Regions from separate parts of the Mus musculus genome. Here all the other regions are linked to region 1. Evidence: chromatin loops called from intact Hi-C (ENCODE). Cell type or tissue: heart. All regions are shown on one strand. Each heading gives the region's core, and the rest is flanking DNA. Links, peaks and the distances in the headings are about the cores only.

What was found. Hi-C counts contacts between places; a loop is a spot of excess contacts. Peaks named below come from ENCODE experiments on the same cell type or tissue, not always from the same donor. Only the 100,000 strongest peaks of a DNase experiment are listed, where the experiment ranks them.
Region 2: a loop joins it to region 1, with 2.7 times the contacts of the local background. A loop is called at or near these places in 4 of 42 quality-filtered maps.
Region 3: it touches region 1 in a loop (2.5-fold over the local background); 3 of 42 quality-filtered maps call a loop at or near these places.

Annotation. Positions count from the first base shown.
Region 1 is chr1:58,970,584-58,976,874 of GRCm38, reverse strand. It overlaps Trak2 (trafficking protein, kinesin binding 2), which reads left to right and starts at 3,393. Exons shown (of 16, transcript NM_172406.3): 1 at 3,393-3,638. Stradb (STE20-related kinase adaptor beta) reads right to left here and starts at 3,353. Exons shown (of 12, transcript NM_172656.6): 1 at 3,025-3,353. In heart, for the core only: CTCF peaks have their summits at 3,488 and 3,692; a DNase peak (open chromatin) is centred at 3,344; H3K4me3 peaks cover 3,665 bases; H3K27ac peaks cover 2,565 bases.
Region 2 is chr1:59,117,327-59,123,617 of GRCm38, reverse strand. It overlaps Tmem237 (transmembrane protein 237), which reads left to right and starts at 3,812. Exons shown (of 13, transcript NM_001037812.3): 1 at 3,812-3,915; 2 at 5,612-5,643; 3 at 6,277-6,287. The coding sequence starts at 3,883. It overlaps Mpp4 (membrane protein, palmitoylated 4 (MAGUK p55 subfamily member 4)), which reads left to right. Exons shown (of 22, transcript NM_145143.3): 21 at 41-175; 22 at 2,174-2,683. The coding sequence ends at 2,365. In heart, for the core only: no CTCF peak of the experiment used is centred there; DNase peaks (open chromatin) are centred at 3,487 and 3,757; H3K4me3 peaks cover 1,575 bases; H3K27ac peaks cover 1,323 bases.
Region 3 is chr1:58,766,314-58,772,604 of GRCm38, reverse strand. Gm39646 (a long non-coding RNA gene) reads left to right here. Exons shown (of 3, transcript XR_865448.1): 2 at 3,542-3,721; 3 at 4,910-5,022. Among named protein-coding and RNA genes, the nearest start is that of Gm39646, 22 kb to the left of the region's middle. In heart, for the core only: a CTCF peak has its summit at 2,386 (motif pointing left); a DNase peak (open chromatin) is centred at 2,354.

The sequences.
Region 1 (6,291 bases), core at 878-5,877:
CTGCTCATTGGCACAAAGGCCAGTGCCACTTCTGAGCATCAGGGGAGCATCCTCTCAGAGACAGTGGGGAGATGAAATGGCTGGATTACAAATAAATAAAACAACAATAATAAAAAATGACAGGAAAAAAGCATTGTTCTTAGCCAGCTCCTGAAAGGAAGAATGCTAAAGAGATTTTTCTATTTCCAAAGTCACAAGATACTGCCTCTATCCTATCTTTTTCTGCCCTGAACAAACATGAAGGCAACAGAGAAGCAGTGTTGAACCGTCTTTATATAAGTAGTGTCACTCGAAAATAAATCCTAAGAATTTCCAATGATTCCATTTACAAGTAGACTTTGAGAATCTCCGCAGATTTCTGACTAACCACCTACTAACTCATTTGAGGTCCAGGATTCACAAATTTGAAACAGGGTTTGTAATGGGCTAAGAAAAACACTTTGTAGTTTTCATGTAAAAATGATGTTCTCAACTGTTTGTTGACAGACTCAAAATTAAGCATTTTATTATGCAAGCAACTCTTGTCCATTTTCATTGATATATTCAGAACATGGTAACTTCTTCAGGTTCATAGAGCTACGAACTGACCACCCAAATCTTCTGGGTCTTTTTCAATAGAGAGGGGGAGTATTTGCTAGAGTTGGTTGGTCCTTTCTAAACATCACCTCTTGAAACTGGTTCCAGTACTTCATCTTAGTCAAAGCCCATATTTGATCAAGGCATCCACAAATAGCTAAACAAAACGAGGAAAGGAAGTTTATAGACCATAGATATTACAAAGTATTATCCAATTTTATTGCTTAGGGAAGAAGTGGATTTTCTCAGGAGAACCTCTGTAAGCCAAAGGTAGAGGAAGGAAAAGAAGGACTGGAAAACTTACTCTTGTCACCTGCCAAGAATTAATGCGAACTTAAGGCATGGGGGTAGGAGGCTGGGTATGAGACGAGGAGATCGATGCCTGGGTTGCCTATCCTTCAGGATGACTGAGAGCAGACGAATGTATGACATTTTGTATACACTCTAGGATATAAAAGACAGGCATGGCAGGGCAGTGCTGGCATGCACCTTTAAGCCCAGAACTCAAGGCTACCCTGGTCTACAGAGCTAATTCCAGGACAGCCAGGGAAACACAAGGGAACTTTCTCAACAAACAAACAAACAAAGCAACAAAGACAAGTGCAACACTTTAAGACAAAATATTGAGGATCATAGGAAAAGCAAGCTGGGGACTTGTGAATAACAATGAAAATATTCACAGCTTGTGACCCAGTAAAAGCTCACTTTTATCAATCTATTCTAAGGTAACACCCAAATAAGGAAGGAAACCGCACAGAGAAAGTCTGTATTAACACACTTAATGAATAGCCACTGTGGGATGGGAGCTGGTGAGCCCGAAAGACACCCCCCCCCAACACACACACACACACACACACACACACACACACACACACACAAGTAATTAACACCAGGCCCTGACCTGCTGCTGACTTTACCTGAGGCGGTCTGGTGATTAATTTGTGGTTACCATGATTCTGTATCTGCTTTACAGCACGTTGTTATTGGGTTTGTTGTTTTAAACAACAAAACAATTTGAAAAAAGTCAGGTCACAGTCTTCTAGAACTGTTACTACCAGTGGGGTGGTTTAATCTCAGAAGTTTTACCTTCAGCATACCACACTATTAACAGATAATTTTTCAAGACATTTTGAGGTCAGGGCAGCAGCTGCACATGGCAAAGGAGTTGAATGAAAGATCTGCTGTTAGTTTTTGCTACTATGCTAAGATTATAAATCCTTAAAAGTAAATTATAAAGTAAAAAAATAAAGAAGCTTGCTGAGGCTTGGTGGAACATGCCTTTAATTCCAGCATTCAGGAGGCAGAGGCAGACGCAGGCTGATCTTTGTGAGTTCTAAGCCATCTAGGGATACCAACATAGTGAGACCCCATCTTTAAAATATGTGTGTATGTATTTACTCATAAATGTGTGCATATATATGTATATATATATGTGTGTGTGTGTATGTATATATATATGTGTATATATATATATGTATATGTATATATATATATATATATATATATTTAAGAAACCTGTATTCCTAAACATAATGATGAGTACTTCAGTGTAGTCCCTTGCAATTGTACCTAAAAAGCTAACCACAATAAAGCTTTATAAATAATCTAATTTGTTGCATAATATAGAAGTCATACCCAGGCCTTTCATTTGAAAGGTTAACACTTTAAATGGACACCAGAGGGGCTATGTATTTACAAGACTTGGGTTTTGCGTTAATCGAGGTATTCAATGGTCTACTGTTACAGGAAATGCCGACAAAAACAAAAAACCTACCAATACTCTTTGTTAGGCTTCAAAATTACAGTAATTCTCAAGGTGATCTTGAAATCTCATAAAACCTTAACAAAGATCATAGCGAAGCACACAGCTTAATCCAATTTTCCAAACTTAGTATCATGACTCATGGTTTCAACAAATATTTACGGAGTGCCAAGCACTGTGCTATGCAGGTGCTGTCACAAATCATGATCAAGTTTGGAGGAAAGGTATTTGACATAACAAACCCACGAGGGGAAAACAAGACATCAAATGTAAACACTGAAGACAAAACGAAGCCTGGACATTTAATTTGGAAAAAGGTCCCTTCGACGTCTCTGAGCAGACAGGTCTGGGGCCAGAGTGTCTTCAGCTTGGGAAGTCGCCAGGCCTGTGTGCGCTACCAAAGGTAAGAGCTGGGGGAGCGGGGCGGCGGTAGCTGGGTTCCTGCACCTGGCACCGCTGCTGGGCACCCGGGAGCCCCGGCCCCCCCGTGCGCTGGCACAGAGACAGAGAGCGGGAGCCGGCGTCCCGCAGACTCCAGCGGCTGCTCGGCCGGCCGTGTCAACTCCGGTAAGGAGCGGAGGCGAGGACTGGCCTTGTAGCCTTCCGCTGTGCACCTACCGACCTGCGTTCCCTGTCGCTCCCCGGGTCCCCACACCATCCCGTGCTGGCCTGCCTCCCCTCATTACCTAGGCGGTGACCAAGGCCAGCGACTCTCCAGACAGCGGGCGCTGAGGGGAGGCGACACGCGCGAGCCCCGGGACCTGCCTCGCGAAGGGGCGAGGCGAAAACACTAGGCCGGCTTCCAGGGTGAGCCTCAAGGCACAGAAGTGCAGCACGGCCTGGAGAAGGCCGGTCGGCCTGGACTTCTGCCCTAGCCCGGGGCAACCGGCCGGGACGGGATTCGCCCCACCCCAGCGGGGTCGGGGCCCGCCGCTCCGCCCCACCGCGCCTCCAGCTTCTAGCTCTGGAGTGAGGAGGCGGGGCCCTCGAGCTGTAGGCGGGACGGAAAGCAAACTACAGTTCCCAGAAGGCTTTGCGCTAGGGCCGCAAAGCCTGTTGGGAGAGTGGGTCTCCTTTTTAGCTTCCCTAGCTGGGTGGGGGCTGCCATTGAACCGGCGTCACTGCAGCTCCAAGGTCGCCCGGTGATGATGTGAGAGCGCCTGCCAGTTCCTGCCACGCCCGGGGGGGTTAGCTCGGTGGCGGCGGCGGCTGCTTCAGATGCTGCTCTCAGGCTGCCGCGCATTAGGGGCTTCTTCCTGAGCGAGTGTGGGCGGAAGAGCGAGGACGCCGGGCCATTCCCGTGAGTAAGCTCCCGCGTGCGATTCGAACTTGCCCTTGTCAACTTCTCTCAAAGGCAGAGAAGCCTTCCTGTCCCGCGTCCCTCTGGTCCCCAGAGGTCACTCACGGAAGGATTCCGCCCCGAGATGGGAAAGGGATGTTTCCCAAGTGTGGGTGCAAACTGATGGGAACTGGGCGGTAGCCTCCGGGATTCACCCTATCTGCACCTCTGAAGATTGGCAGCTTCCCATCCTTTGCCAGACAGAGTCCATCTGGAGCTCTGTCGTTTTAGGATGAGTGGCTTTAGTGTCTGGACGTTAAACCTTAAGCTCTCGGTGGCCATCTGTGATGCAAATGGGAGGAAAGGACACTAGAAAGAGCTCTTTCTTTATTGGGCTTTTATTTGTAATTGATTTGGAACCAAACGCCACATGTCTTTTTAAAAGAAATAAGGAAGACAGACAGACAGAAAGACTTTTGGTTGAAGCAAAAAGAATGAATATTGGCAGTTGTGTTTTCCAGTGCCAGCACTTCTGAGTCCCAGACACTTTTTTTTTTTTTTAAATCACAATTATGGCAGTGAAGTCAATTACCTGCTTATGCATCTTTTTCTGCATCAGGAAAGATGGTAATATTTCGCTGGAAATTCACTTAGCTTATGTAAGGACCACTGAACAAAATGAGCTAGACTCAGAGTTCTTGCTCTACCTTAGTAAAAATGTTTGTGACCTTTCAAATCTTTGCTGTCCTGTTAAAAGTCTGAGCTACAGTGAGCTCCAAATAGCATATTAATGGTGGTGACACTTGAAAACGAATTGTGAAGGACATTTGGTGGTGGGAAAGGGCAAAATTAAAGGCACTTTATCATCTCGGCCACTCTCCAGCTTTCTATTTTTAAAATTAGGTAGTATCTGGCAAGCCTCAGATGTTTAACCAGCACATACATACCTATGTGAAAGACAGTGCTCTTACCCATACCCATTTTTACTGATGTGATGATGTACACGGTTCACCTAACCACGCACATTGCTCACTAGTTGCACTGGAGACTTTCTGTATCAAGTCGAGATTTACACCCATACCTGCTTTGCCTCAAAGTTATGAACCAGGTTAAAAGAATGGTTAAGAAGAATTTTCATAGTTTGCTAGTACTCGCTCCATCATTCCTTGACTATGAATGCATCCGTAACTCCCACTTTAGCCCTCTGAACAAATTGTACACTCTTGTCTGCTAGTCTCATCCCTCATAGAACTGCTCATTAACACACTAAGAGCTCATTCCAAATCCACCTGGATGCCTTTATGTCTTAAAAAAAAAAATGATAGGATTGGACTTATATCACAAAGGTGCTTTCCAGTTCTCGGGTTTTATGGTTCTATGGTTATTATTCTTCACTGCAGATGCTTAACATCCATAGTCACAAAGCATTGTTATTCTTCCCTATGAATGTTTAACATTCATAGTCATAAAGACTATGGAAATTGGCCTTTTAATGTTTTTACTTCACTGCCCAGACTATATTAGAGCCAACATGAGGGATGGGGGATGGTAGCACTGTAGTTCTTGCTCATTTTCTTCTTGTCTACAGCTCATTTATATCATCTGTATGATTCCTTTTTTTGTTTTGGATTTGTTGGTTTTTTTTTTGTTTGTTTGTTTTACTTTTTTGAGACAATTTCACTATGTAGCTCAGGCTGACCTGGAGCTCACAGAAATCTGCCTGCCTCTGTTTCTTGCGTGCTGAGATTAAAGTTGTGTGCTTCCATGACTGTATCGTTTTTAAAATTACGTTTGTTTGTTTGTTTGTTGCTGTGTGTGTGTGCCTGGGAGCACGCCTGCATGAATGCATGTGGAAATCAGAAGACCACTTGTAGGATTGGGTTTTCTCTTCCTACTATGTGTGTCCTGAGGACGCAGGGTGTCAGTCTTGGTGGCATGCACCTTTGTCTCTCAGCCACATTGCTGGCCCTGGACCAGCTTTTGAACCTCATTAAGTTATCCTACTTACTTGGAAAGAAACCTGAGTCATTGACGTGACAGTCACATGGAGCATCTAGTCACGTCTGTTCAGACCTGTTCTTATAATATCAATAATAGGAAGCATAGGAATAATACAGTGTGTTGCACACCCAGCTGAACATTTTACCTAGTTATCATGGCCATTATAGCGCCTGAGGTAGTTGTTGTTGGTTTGTTTGTTTGCTTTTAACAGATTGGCAACTAAAGCAGCATATTAAATGTACTCAAAATGATGTAATTACTGAGTGATAGCAGTGGCTGTCAAACCAGCCAGGATCCAACCTTTACTTCAACATCTAAGCACTTAACTTGGCAACAAAACCTGAGTAGTTTTACTCTAATTCAGTTGTGCACTATTGCAACTCTTTATATAGATGGAAACTCAACATTAAGTGACTTCCCTACCTCTTTGGGGAACAATAGAGCTGGGATTTGGATCTGTACTTTAAGGTCCATGTTCTTCCCTCTGCTTCTCATCAAATGTCTGTTAAGTATTTTCTGTAGGTTGCTGTCCTAGATGATAAGGATAATCTTCACTGTTAAGAAGTGTGTCCTAGAGAAGAGAAGCCAGAGTTCCGTTAGTGTATTGAGCACTATGACAGCGCTGTTCAGAGGCTTGGAACAGATTGGGGGCAGAAGGAAAGGCTTGGGCAAG
Region 2 (6,291 bases), core at 565-5,564, 150 kb before region 1:
ACTTCTGTCTTTAAATTGTGCATTTAATTTTTCTATGTAGGATATTCAGTCGGCTCGAACCCGTGACTTGAAGCCCTACGTTATATTTATTAAGCCACCTAACACGAGCTCCATGAGACACTCTCGGAAAAACGCTAAGATCACCACTGACTACTATGTGGACATGAAGTTCAAGGTAAATCATGCCAGAATCATCCTGGTATTACTTTCAGTTATGGGGAGGTGGAGAGCCATCGGGCAGCTGGGCCGAAGGCCTTTCCCTGTTTTACTCTTTATTTGACCCTCTTCTCAGGAGCACTTCAAGAAAATGGTTTTAAAAAGTAAAAACCACTGTTGTTTCCACAGAATCCTTTGGAAGTTTTAATGATTAGTCTTTACAATTTATCCTTTTTAGCTAGGCATTAGTGGTGTACACCTTTAATCCCGGCACTCTGTAGGCAGAGTCAGGCAGATCTTTGAGTTCGAGACCAGCCTGGTCTACATAGTGAGTCTCAGGTCAGCCAGGGCTACACAGAGAAACTCTGACTTGGAAAACAAACAAAACAAATAAAAAAACAAAAACAACCCCCCAAATTATCTTTTTAATTAGATGTCATTTATAGTTACTAAAATAAGGTTTAATAAATGCTATTTTTTCTGAGCTTAACAAATGACCCACAATCTGCAAAGCCAAACAAATGTATGCATAAGCCTATTTCTATTTTTGAGCTGTTTTTACTTAAATATTTTGTAAAATGTTGTACTGAGTATGCCTCATCTATAAAATATTTCACAAAAATGTTTATTAATAATGATACAAAAGGAGCAGTCAGCAGAACTCATTCTAGATGAGGTTTTCCATTTATGAATGGACATCATGTGTATTGAAATACATTAAATCCACTTTAGAAATAAGCCACAGCATATGACTCACTAAAGTGTAGAAATCCTAAGTGCATACAGCTTGGCAAATTTTACATGTATGCACCCAAATCATCATCCAGATTACAGCTAAATCATCCAGACATCACAGCTCTGTGTGTGTGTGTGTGTGTGAAAAACAAGATCTTCTCTCTTGGGACATTACAGCTGTCTCTGTCTCTCTGTCTCTCTCTGTCTCTCTCTCTCTCTCTCTTGTGTGTGTGTGTGTGTGTGTGTGTGTGTGTGTGAAAAACAAATTCTTCTGTCTTGGGACATTACAGCTGTCTCTGTCTCTCGCTCTCTGTCTCTGTCTCTGTCTCTGTCTCTGTCTCTCTCTCTCTCTCTCTCTCTGTGTGTGTGTGTGTGTGTGAAAAACAAGATCTGTCTTGGGGCCAGTGAGATGGCTCACTGGTTAAAGGTGTCTGTCACCAAGCCTGATGACATTTGATCCTTAGGACCCACAGAGCGGAGTCCTACAAGTTGTCCTTTGCTTTTTACACACACACACACACACACACACACACACACACACACACACACACACAGATATATACATTTTAGAAATGAACTACTATAGTAGGTATACAGTTTATTAGTACTATCAATATTTATATTGCTGTGAAAAAAAAAGTATGACAGCTTCACAAACCTGCATGTCCTTTTGTTTGTTTTGAGACAGGGTTTCTCTGTATAGCCCTGGCTGTCCTGGAACTCACTCTGTAGACCAGGCTGGCCTCAAACTCAGAAATCTGCCTGCCTCTGTCTTCCAAGTGCTGGGATTAAAGGCCTATGCCACTACTGCCTGGCTAAGCCTGCAGTCCTAATCTCCATACTGTTCCAATTTTAGGATGTCCTGTCAAAGCAAGACAAAAGTATTTTTATATTAACCCTAAGAGTTTTTCTCTCTATATTTTTCAATTACCATGAAACTATGGTTTTCCTGTTTGATCTTTTGACATCTGTGGACATAGACAGTCTATTTCCTAAGTCTTTGGGGCTTTTAAATTTGTGTCCTTGCTAGGCATGGAGGTGCACAACTGAAACCTCAGCACTTGGGACGGTGAGGTAGAAGGATCACAAATATAAAGCCAGCCTGGTTTATACAGCAGGACTCTGTCTCAGAAATCCAGAATTTGGAGGGAGGGCACAGATAGAATATAGAGGATGTGTAATTGACATAATTGTTTTTATAAATACCCTCACGAGTTTGCCAGCAGAACACCTGGTCTTATTGCCTGTGCCATTCATACATATTTTTCAATCACTCCTGAAGGATGAAGACCTACAAGAGATGGAGGAGTTAGCCCAGAAAATGGAGAGTCAGTTTGGCCAGTTTTTTGATCACGTGATTGTGAATGACAACTTGCAAGATGCATGTGGCCAGCTGTTGTCCGCCATACAGAAGGCTCAGGAAGAACTGCAGTGGGTGCCAGAGGCATGGGTTTCCCCTGACACTGAATCTTAATCTAGTGTCCTGCTTAAAGCTGGAAGCTTCATAGTGTGCCCTAAAGATCCGGAATAACGGCTGCCATTGAAAACAGCAGTGTTTGACCCATTAGAACTGCGACTATGAAGTCCTTATTGTATAGCTATAAATAGCATCCTATACATATACAGAGCTACTCATTTGGCTCTCAGGCATTTTCCCGATGTTTCCCCATATGAGCTAATGGCAGGTATGTGACAATGTTGTCACTGAATGTGAGCATTTTATAGATTTCATATGGTGTTTTGTAAGATGTAACTCTTCTAAATAAACCAGTCTACTTAATGACAAACTGTATTTTACTTTGTAAAATATTTTCTTATTTCTGTTTATATTTTACAAAAGTGCCTAGTTGACTAACTAAGCTAAGAGCGGTTAACAAGTACACATTTATCTAATAAGGAAACCTATGACACTGTTATTTCCAAATCAGCAAAGTGGACTAGTCCTGGAGCCTGTATATGAGCTCCAAAACGAGGATGTTGATACAGTCTTGGTCTCCCTAGATCCGAAGCTCCACTGCACCCATGTCTGTTCATCTTCTTTATATCCACACTTCCCTCCATTCTACCTATTTTAAACTATAACTGTTCCCACTGAAGGAACTATCAGAACTGAACATTCAGATTATACTCCTAGGCCTACAGGGAATCTAGGAAACTGGGCAGGCCAGTGAAAGAGATCCTCGCTGTTTCAGTCATACAGATCTCCCTCCAGGCAGCACCCTGGCAGACGGGAACCAGGTGGGGGACGCCGGCCTCTCCAGGCTCCGCAAAGCCGCCTCCTCCCACAAGTCCCCGGAGGCCGGGCGTCGCGGGAAGCCGGCCTCGGGCTCCGGCGGTTGCGCCTAGGGAGGCCCGCGGGAAAGCATCATGAGGGACGACTCAGGGCCTCCGCTGGAGGAGGACCAAGCGGTGAGCGACGAGGGGCGCCTGGCCCGGAGTGTGGCGAAGTGGAGGTGTCCTAACCAGCAGTGACCACCGCCGAGCCGGGAATCTGGGGACAGCACTGCCCGAGGGGTGCGGCGGGGGCGGACCGGGGCTGTACATCAGGGCGGGCCCCGCAAAAGGCGATCAGGTCCACCCAACATCCGGGCGCCCTAGTCAGCGTTGCCATGGCGACGCCTCCGGGCGGCTCTCGGTCAGAGAGGAGGATGTTCCGGTGGGGAGTTTGAATACGAGTCTGGTCCCGCCGTGCCCACCCCCACGCAAACCACGATGACCTCCCGGGAAACTGTGGGTGAACCCCCTCCGCTCCTGGGGACGCCGGCCGACGCTGAGGTTTTCCTAGTTCGAAGGGGTCAGATTGGGTTCGGCTCCGGTAGCCCCAATACCTCCCGTGGGACGGGTGGGGACGCTCCGGGCCCAGCAGCCATGAGGCGCAGCCCGATGACGCTCTGCGCCTGCGCGCCTGGGCAGGAGGGGCGGGGCGGGCCGGACCGGGGCGGGGCGGGCGGCTGTGGTGCCCTGAGCTCTGCTGCGGTCCCTGGAGACGTGATGGGGAAGAAGCAGGTGGTTAGCGAGCCTCAGGTACTTTTGAGCTGTTGGGAATTTAGTCTCCGCCTGTTCAGCGGTTCTTCTTTTGAGGGGCTTAGAGGTGCGGTTTCTAGATGGGTGAGATGGTTCATTTTTGCGGGACTTTTGAAATACCAAGAGGACTGGGTCCCACTTTCATAGCATCTTGAGAATAGTAGTGCTTTTGTAGGACCACCATTCTATTCCAGTTGTCATTTTGACTGCTGGATTCCATTAGGACATCGTCAGTGTCCTAATTTTGTAGCATTCTCACGAATTTGTTTGAGTGAATACAACCATGGATTGCGAAATGGGACAAGCAAGAATATCTAAAATGTGAGCCTTTGGAATCAGTGCCTTCCATAAGCAGCATGAAATACCCGAGCTAATAAATCGACGTCTAGGCACTGCTCTTAGAGATCAATTCTTTTAAAGGTGTATTTGTAGCCGGACAGTGGTGGCGCACGCCTTTAATCCCAGCACTTGGAAGGCAGAGGCAGGTGGATTTCTGAGTTCAAGGCCAGCCTGGTCTATAGAGTGAGTTCCAGGACAGCCAGGGCTATACAGAGAAACCCCGTCTCAAAAAAACCAAAAAAAAAAAATGTATTTGTTTTGAGTGTTTTGCCAATATATGAACCACTTGTGTGCCTGTTGCTCACAGAAACCTGAAGAGGCTGTCCATTTCCCTGGAACTGGAATTACTGGTGCTTTGTGGGTGCTGGGAACTAAACCCAGGTCTGCTGCATGAGCAGTAACTGCTCTTAATGGCTAAGCCATCTATTTTGAAAATTTTCAGAATGCTTAACTAATGCTTCCTGAGCTTGCAAGCAGGACTTTTCTTAAGTAAGAACAGGGTAAACTACACCAGCCCCAAATACTTCCTGTTCTAAAATATGTTACCTATTTCTATTTAAAGTAACTTAAAAAAAAAGCATGTTACTCTGTGGCATAAAACCTTAGTTGGCTTCCTAGTTAATAGAACTAAATCCGTATTCCTTCTGCTAGTCTGCGAGGTCATAGTTAATCTGACGTCTGCCTTCTGTCCTGTGTCACTGGTTTCTGCCTGGCTGCTCTTTACCTGGAGCCCTTCATGCCCTGTCTTTCTTGAAAGCCTTAACATGTGCTCCTCATTCCCTGTAAATTTGGCACCTTTGTCAGGAAGGGCTCAGCTCAGATAACATCAAAGAGGCTTTCCCTAAGTAAAACATCACTCTTCATTCCTTATATATGGTTATTTATTGTATGCAAACACACATGCACATGCATGCACACACATGCATGCACAGACACACACACAAGCATGCATGCACACACATTTATATGGCATGGTCTAGTTTTATCTGAGCATGCAACATTATCTTCCAATACTTAACCACTAATGGAAGGTCTGTAAAGGGAGATGAGCTCTGTTTGATCCTGTTCTGAATGCTCACAATAGGCCAGACTGGTTGAAGTGGAAGAAGAAAAGAATTTTACATGGGGTGTAGGAATGGCAGAATAGATCTAAACCCAGCAGTCCAGTTTACATCACCGCCTCCCGGGTTTCACTGATAATCTTCCAAAGATTTGAAGAGAATTGCTGATCCATTTTATTTGATAACATCTGGACAGTGGGCTTTTAAAGGAGAAGCTTTGTGGTGCTTGAGATAAATGAAGGTGAGGTTAATCCAGCTTTTATTGACGAGATGTTTGCCTCTCCCCTCCCCTATAGCGTCCTCCACGAGCACTCCCACCTGTGCCAAGGTAAAAACAGTTTACGGTCATTTAATTATTGAACTTTAAAAATATAAAGTAAGAAGAAAAAAAAAATCAAATAGTATGGTTGAAAACCTACAATACTTCATTAAAAAAAAATCCTTCCTGGAATTTTAAAAAGTCTTCCTAAGAAGTGAGTGGTAAAAGTTAAATTCAAATCATGAGAATAATTGTTATGAATAATTACAGAAAGCTGTCACTCTAGCACGGTGGAGGAATGGGTCTGTCCTGGGTGTGCTGATTCTATTTACCAGGATTCTCCAAGGCCCTCCTGTTTGTGGAATATTCCATCAGAGCTTAAACCGATTATAACCGGTGACAAAGAAAGTTCTTAATCTGCTTAGTCCCTCTGATTAATAGACAGTAGGGAATGTGTATTTGTGCTTTCAAAATACTTTTAGCAGTGCTATTAAACAATATACTATTTACAAATAATAAGCTAGTTTATAAACTGGCTAGCAGTATGTAAAAGCTAGTTTTATTTTTAAAGTTGTAATGATGTAAGTCAATTTTTAGCTAGACAATAAAATAGATATCCAATTAATAGTTTCTTTTTTCTTTCTCTCTCTCTCTTTCCCCCCCCCCCCCTTTCTGATTACATTTGGCCGGGGTCACGTGAAGTGCTATCCAAGGTGA
Region 3 (6,291 bases), core at 386-5,385, 200 kb after region 1:
TCACTCACCCAAGAGAAAGTGGGAGCATCTCTTGGCCACCTTCAAGGGACAACTCCAGGGTCACCAAAATGGTATATATGGCTAATGCCAATGAAACTGTCCTTCCAGAAGTCTGGCCACATTGGCCACATCAGACTCTTTCCCAGGGTGGCTCTATTGCATCTCACATCATTAAGAACATGTGTTTAAAATGACTTTTGTGCTGGGCAGATGACTTGGGAGGTAAAGTTCCTGCTGCTCAAGCATGAAGAATTGAGTACAGATCCCCAGCACCTTCCCCAGCCTGGTGTGCGTGTCTGCACCTGAAACCCTAGTGCTGGAAGAGAGCAGAAAAAAACGGATCCCGGAGCTCACACTGACTGACAGTCTAGACAACCAATGAGCTCTAGGCTCAGTAAGAGACCTCTCAGAGAGTAAATGGAGTGCTGTAGAGGAAGACTGCCAACATTGACCTCTGGCATTCACACACACAAACACTCACACACACACACTCAGACACACACTCACACACACATAGATATATTCACACACATTCACATACACACAGAGACACATTCACACACAGACACACACACACAGACACACACACACACACTCAGACACATTCACACACACACACACACTCACACACACATTCACATACACACACAGACACATTCACACAGACACACACACATACACATACATACACACACTCAGACACATTCAGGCACACACTCACACACACATAGAAACATTCACACACATTCACATACGAAACATTCACACACAGACACACACACTCAGACACATTCAGACACACACTTACACACACACATTCAGACACACACTCACACACATTCACATACACACAGAGACACACTCACACACAGACACACACATACACACACACACTCAGAAACATTCACACACACACTCACACACACATAGATACATTCACACACATTCACATTCACACACAGACACATTCACACACAGACACACACACATACATACACACACTCAGACACATTCAGGCACACACACACACATTCAAACACACACTCACACACATTCACATACACACAGAGACACACTCACACACAGACACACACATACACACACACACACTCACACACACATAGATACATTCACACACATTCACATACACAGAGAGATACATTCACACACAGACACATACATATTCACACATACAGTCAAACACACACACACACACATGTTTAGAGAAGATCTGAATAGTAGACTCTGGGGGTGGCCATGCCAAGTGGACATGGAAGCTCTGCACACTGCCTCCTGCACCCCAACCTTCTCTTCCCTTCCTTTGTTATAAAGGATGTTATTTACATATATAAACATCTTTTATAATAAATTGATGAACATGCCCCTCTCAAATATTTTTCTGATTACAAATGTATTGGATATTCACCAGAAGTCATCTTAGAATGCCAAAAGCCAGACCAGGGAGGTGATTTAGCTGCCATGCCTGCTGCCCAATGGCCTGGTTTGACCCAAGGGACCTGCGTGCTGGGAGAACAGAAGCAGTACCTGATAATTGTCTTCTGACACCACACACACACACACACACACACACACACACACACACACACACGCCAGACATGCCCCCCGCCCCCACACACTTACTCAAACACAAACTCAAGTAAATAAATAATCAATGCAATTTGAAAAATGTTTTGGGACTAAGGATATGGCTCAGCAGTTTAGGGCACTGTTTCTATCGCAGAAGACCTGGGTTTGGTTCCCAGCACCCACATGGTGGCTTACAACCTTCTGTATCTGCAGTTCCAGGGAACCCAATGCCCTCTTTTGACCTCTTTCTGGAACCAGGCATGCATGTGGTGTACCTAGATTTGTGTAAACAAAATACTCATATATTAAAGATAAAATGACCAAAAATTGGTTTAAATGCCCTCATAAGGCTACATAATTCAACAGCCGTCACTTTACCATTGCATAGACAGTGCCCTGTGTTTGTGTAAAAACCAGTAGATAAAAGAGTATAAAATAGCCAGGCAATGAGGGTGCGCACCTTTACCCCAGCACTGGGGAAGGAGAGGCCTGTGGACCTCAAGTTCATCCTGCTACAAACCATCCTGGTCACAGAGCAGGTTCCAGGATGGCCAGAGCTACAGAGAAACCCAGTCTTGTAAAACAAACAAAACAAAAAGTATAAAATACACTGTAAGATAAAAACTGTGTAGAGTTTTGCATCAACTTCTCCTTTCAATTTCAACCCAACCCCCTTTCCAGTCCCCACCCCACCCCACCCCCACCCCACCGCCGCCGCTTTTAGACTCGGACATCTCCTGTTCATGTTTCTTTGCTGCCCTCTGGTGGAATTACTAGGAATTTGCCACAGATGACATGAAATTCACAAAAACCACCGGTGTGGTTCTTGATTCTGCCAAAGATATGATTGGGTGTCAGTGGTCAGGAATTTGCTACAGCAGGAAAATGTAGAGAACAATCTTCTAACTATTTGCAAACTAAATAACACACTTGTAAGTAATTCACAGCCCAGAACCGAAATGAAGTAGTAATATGCAGGTAGGTGTTCATGCAGAGGAAGATGTGAGGTGGAGTCCCTCATTGAATGGGGACTCACCATTTAATGATTTAAATGATTCTCACCATTTCAGCCAGGCGGGCTTGCCATGAAGCTCCCGTGAGCCGACCGTCTCATCTGTGTAACTCTGAGGTTACAGGCACACACGGCCACGCCCCGCTTTTATATGGGTGCTAGGGAATTTGAACTTAAGTCCTCTTGCCTGCACAGCATTTCTTCAGAAATGCCCCGGGTAGAAGTAAAGTCTCAAAAGGCTAAACCAGGAACTACAATTTAGTACTTGCCTTTTTCTTTTCTTTTCTTTTAAAGATTTATTTATTTATTTTATGTGAGTACAATGTAGCTGTCTTCAGACACACCAGAAGAAGGCATCGGATCCTATTACAGATGGTTGTGAGCCACCGTGTGGTTGCTGGGAATTGAACTCAGGACCTCTGGAAGAGCAGTCAGTGAGTTTAACCACTAAGCCATGTCTTTTTCTATAACTGGGTTTCTAGTGAAAGTCCCAGAAAATTATAGACTTACAGGTGGGATGGGAAGGGGACCTTAAATAGTTATTATTTGTCCTAGGATTCTTGCTTCTTTGCTGGCATTTAACTTCAACCAGATGTCAAGGTTGTAGCCTCCCTCAGCCTTGAAGCAGGCTGATTCAGACTTTACTGCCACTGAATATGAGATCACCTGGGGTGTAGCCTTCCAATTTAGATGGCTATATTGTTATGTCAACTACCACTGCTTTTCCTGGAGACTCTGCTACCTGCTGAGAGACCCTTGAGACATTCCAGAAACACATCCAATCCTGCACATCACCTACAGGCTGGCTCCAGGCACCAATGGGGGGTGGGGGGTGGGGGGGGTGGGCCTCCCCTCTTTATAAGCACAGACTCTTAGTAAACTTTGGGGCCTTGATCAGAGAAAAATTTGTCTTGGCCTCATTCTTTTCTCACCATCTTTCAGCCCCAGCCTGCCTTTCAGGAGTACCCGGTTCATGTAAGCTGCAGGCAGCTTATAGTTACAGATTGGCACCACGAACACGGACCTGAAAACGGCAGGGTAAAACTGAGGGACCGCTGTCTTATGTGGAGCTCCACAAGAAGGGAAGAACAAGAAGATCGCATCGGGCACAATGAGCAACAGGTATTTATGCTAGCGCTGGCTTTAAACTTCATTTTTTAAAGTGTTGCTGGAGGTGCGATAGGATACAGGCTAAGTTGGAACAGTGCTGACCCAGCGCTGATTCCACGTAGGGTTTGTCAGCGAAATATGGGACTAGAAAATTCCAAACAAGCAATTGTCCGCAGCCTTCAAGAGCTGCTTCAGGCGAGAGGAGTAGGGTTTGAAGAACAATTGTTAGAAAAATTTTCAGATAAGATAGATTCTTGCTGCCCGTGGTGCAGAGAAGAAAAAAACTTTAGATAAGAGAACCTGGGAGAGAGTTGGGGAAGCTTTGAAAAAAACACCCAGGCAGATAATTTTACCCTTTGCCTTTGGGCACTCTTAAAAGATGCTATTGAAAAGGAGATCAGGTGTCAGATAGCACCCAGACAGAGCTTGAAGAATCTCAGGAAGAGCGCCTGTCAGAGAGGACTTTCTCAGAAAGGGGCCCTCTCAACCCTAAATTAGAAAGATATAGAGACTCTGATGATGAGCTAACTTTAGACAAGGAAGATCATTCAGAAAGAGGAGCCGCCAAATATTTTGATGAGGATTTGCCTCCTCGAAAACCTCCCCCTCCACTTTTGGCCTCCACTATAGGAGATGCTACTCATATGGATACGCAACTAAGTAAATTAGAGTTTGAAATTAAGTGGCAGAAATTGACTAATGAGCTTCGGGAGCTAAAAAGGGGTCAGATACAGGGAAGAACAACTCCTCTGAAGTGTACCAATCTCCCTTAGAAAGAGCTGTGTGTCAGGCTCGTGGAGAAGGGCAAGATACATCTGAAGTGCTAGCCTTTCCTGGAGTTGAGATAATTGACCAGCAAAATAATAGAGTCAGACAATACAAGACTTTGGAGTTCAAGGTGATTAAGGAGTTAAAAACAGCTGTTGCACAATATGGCCCTACAGCTCCTTTTACACAAGCATTATTGGATACTGTCATGGAGTCTTAACCCCCCAAGATTGGAAGACTCTATGTAAGGCTACTCTGTCAGGAGGAGATTTCTTACTTTGGGATTCTGAATGGCGAGAAGCCAGTAAGAAAACTGCCGCTTTAAATGCTCAGACAGCTAATCCAGACTGGGATATTAACATGCTTTTAGGAGAAGGTCGATATGAAGGCAATGCTAATCAGATTGATTTTCCTGTTGGAGTGTACGTGCAGGTTGCTATGGCTGCCCACCGCGATTGGAAACACTTACCAGCTGTAGTGGCTATTCCTGGTTGTCAACTTGACTATATTTGGAATGAACTACAATCCAGAATTGGAAGGCTCACCAGTGACCCTTATCTGGAGGCTTGGAGATCCTTATCTGAATCTTGGTATGGAGATCTTGAGCCATAGTGGCTATGGATTCCAGAAGATTGAATCTCAGAGTTTAAGGAACACACCTTTAATCTGGGCTACACCTTTCATCTGGGATTAAAGGTGTGGTGGAACACACCTTTAATCTGGGCTACACCTTCTGCTGGAGACAATATAAGGACATTGGAAGAAGGGAGTCTAGCTCTTGCTCTTGCTCCTTCGCCTGCTTGCTGCGTGAGACTGAGTAACTGCTAGATCCTTGGACTTCCATTCACAGCTGCGACTGAACAATTGTTGGGAATTGAGCTGCCGACTGTAAGTCATCAATAAATTCCTTTATTATCTAGAGACTATCCATAAGTTCTGTGACTCTAGAGAACCCTGACTAATACACCAGCTAAAGGGGATCTTGGTGGAAGTTTAGCCAGCATTCGGCAGGGTCCTGATGAGCTTTACCAGAACTTTGTGGATAGGCTATTAATAGCAGCCAGTAGAATTCTTGGAGACTCTGACACGGGAAGTCCTTTCATTATGCAATTGGCTTATGAGAATGCTAACACAGTGTGCCGTGCCGCTATCCAACTGCACAAAGGACAGACAGATTTAGCGGGATATATCCATCTTTGTGCAGAGATTGGGCTGTCATATAATCAGGGTTTGGCTTTCACCGCCACTTTGCAAGAAACCACCGTACAAGCAATGCTTTCACAGAAACGAGGGAATTATGCATGTTTTAAGTGTGGAAGTTTGGGTCATTTTAAAAATGACTGTCCTAAGAATAAAGTGCTGAGAGTGGGCAAGCAGGCCATGCTCCAGGAGTTTGTCCTCAATGCAGGAAGGGCAACCATTGGGCTAGGGTGTGTAAATCCAAGTCAGACATTCCGGGCCACCTGTTGCCGGGAAACGAGAGGAGGGGCCATCCCTAGGCCCTGAAATACCCTCAGCAAGCAGCTTATGGGGACATGAAGCTGTTGCCCAGCCAAAGAAATCCATTTTTGAACTTGTCAGGGCAACTCCAGGAAGTGCAGGATTGGACCTCTGTTCCACCACCCACACAGTATTAACCCCAGAAATGGGAGTTCAAACTCTGCCTATAGGAGTTTTTGGACCTCTACCTGCAGAAACTTAGGGATTTCTTTTAGGACGAAGCAGTTCTATTGTAAAAGGTCTGCAGATTTATCCAGGTGTTATAGATAATGATTATGGGGGAGAAATTAAAATCATGGCTGCTTTCCCTCATG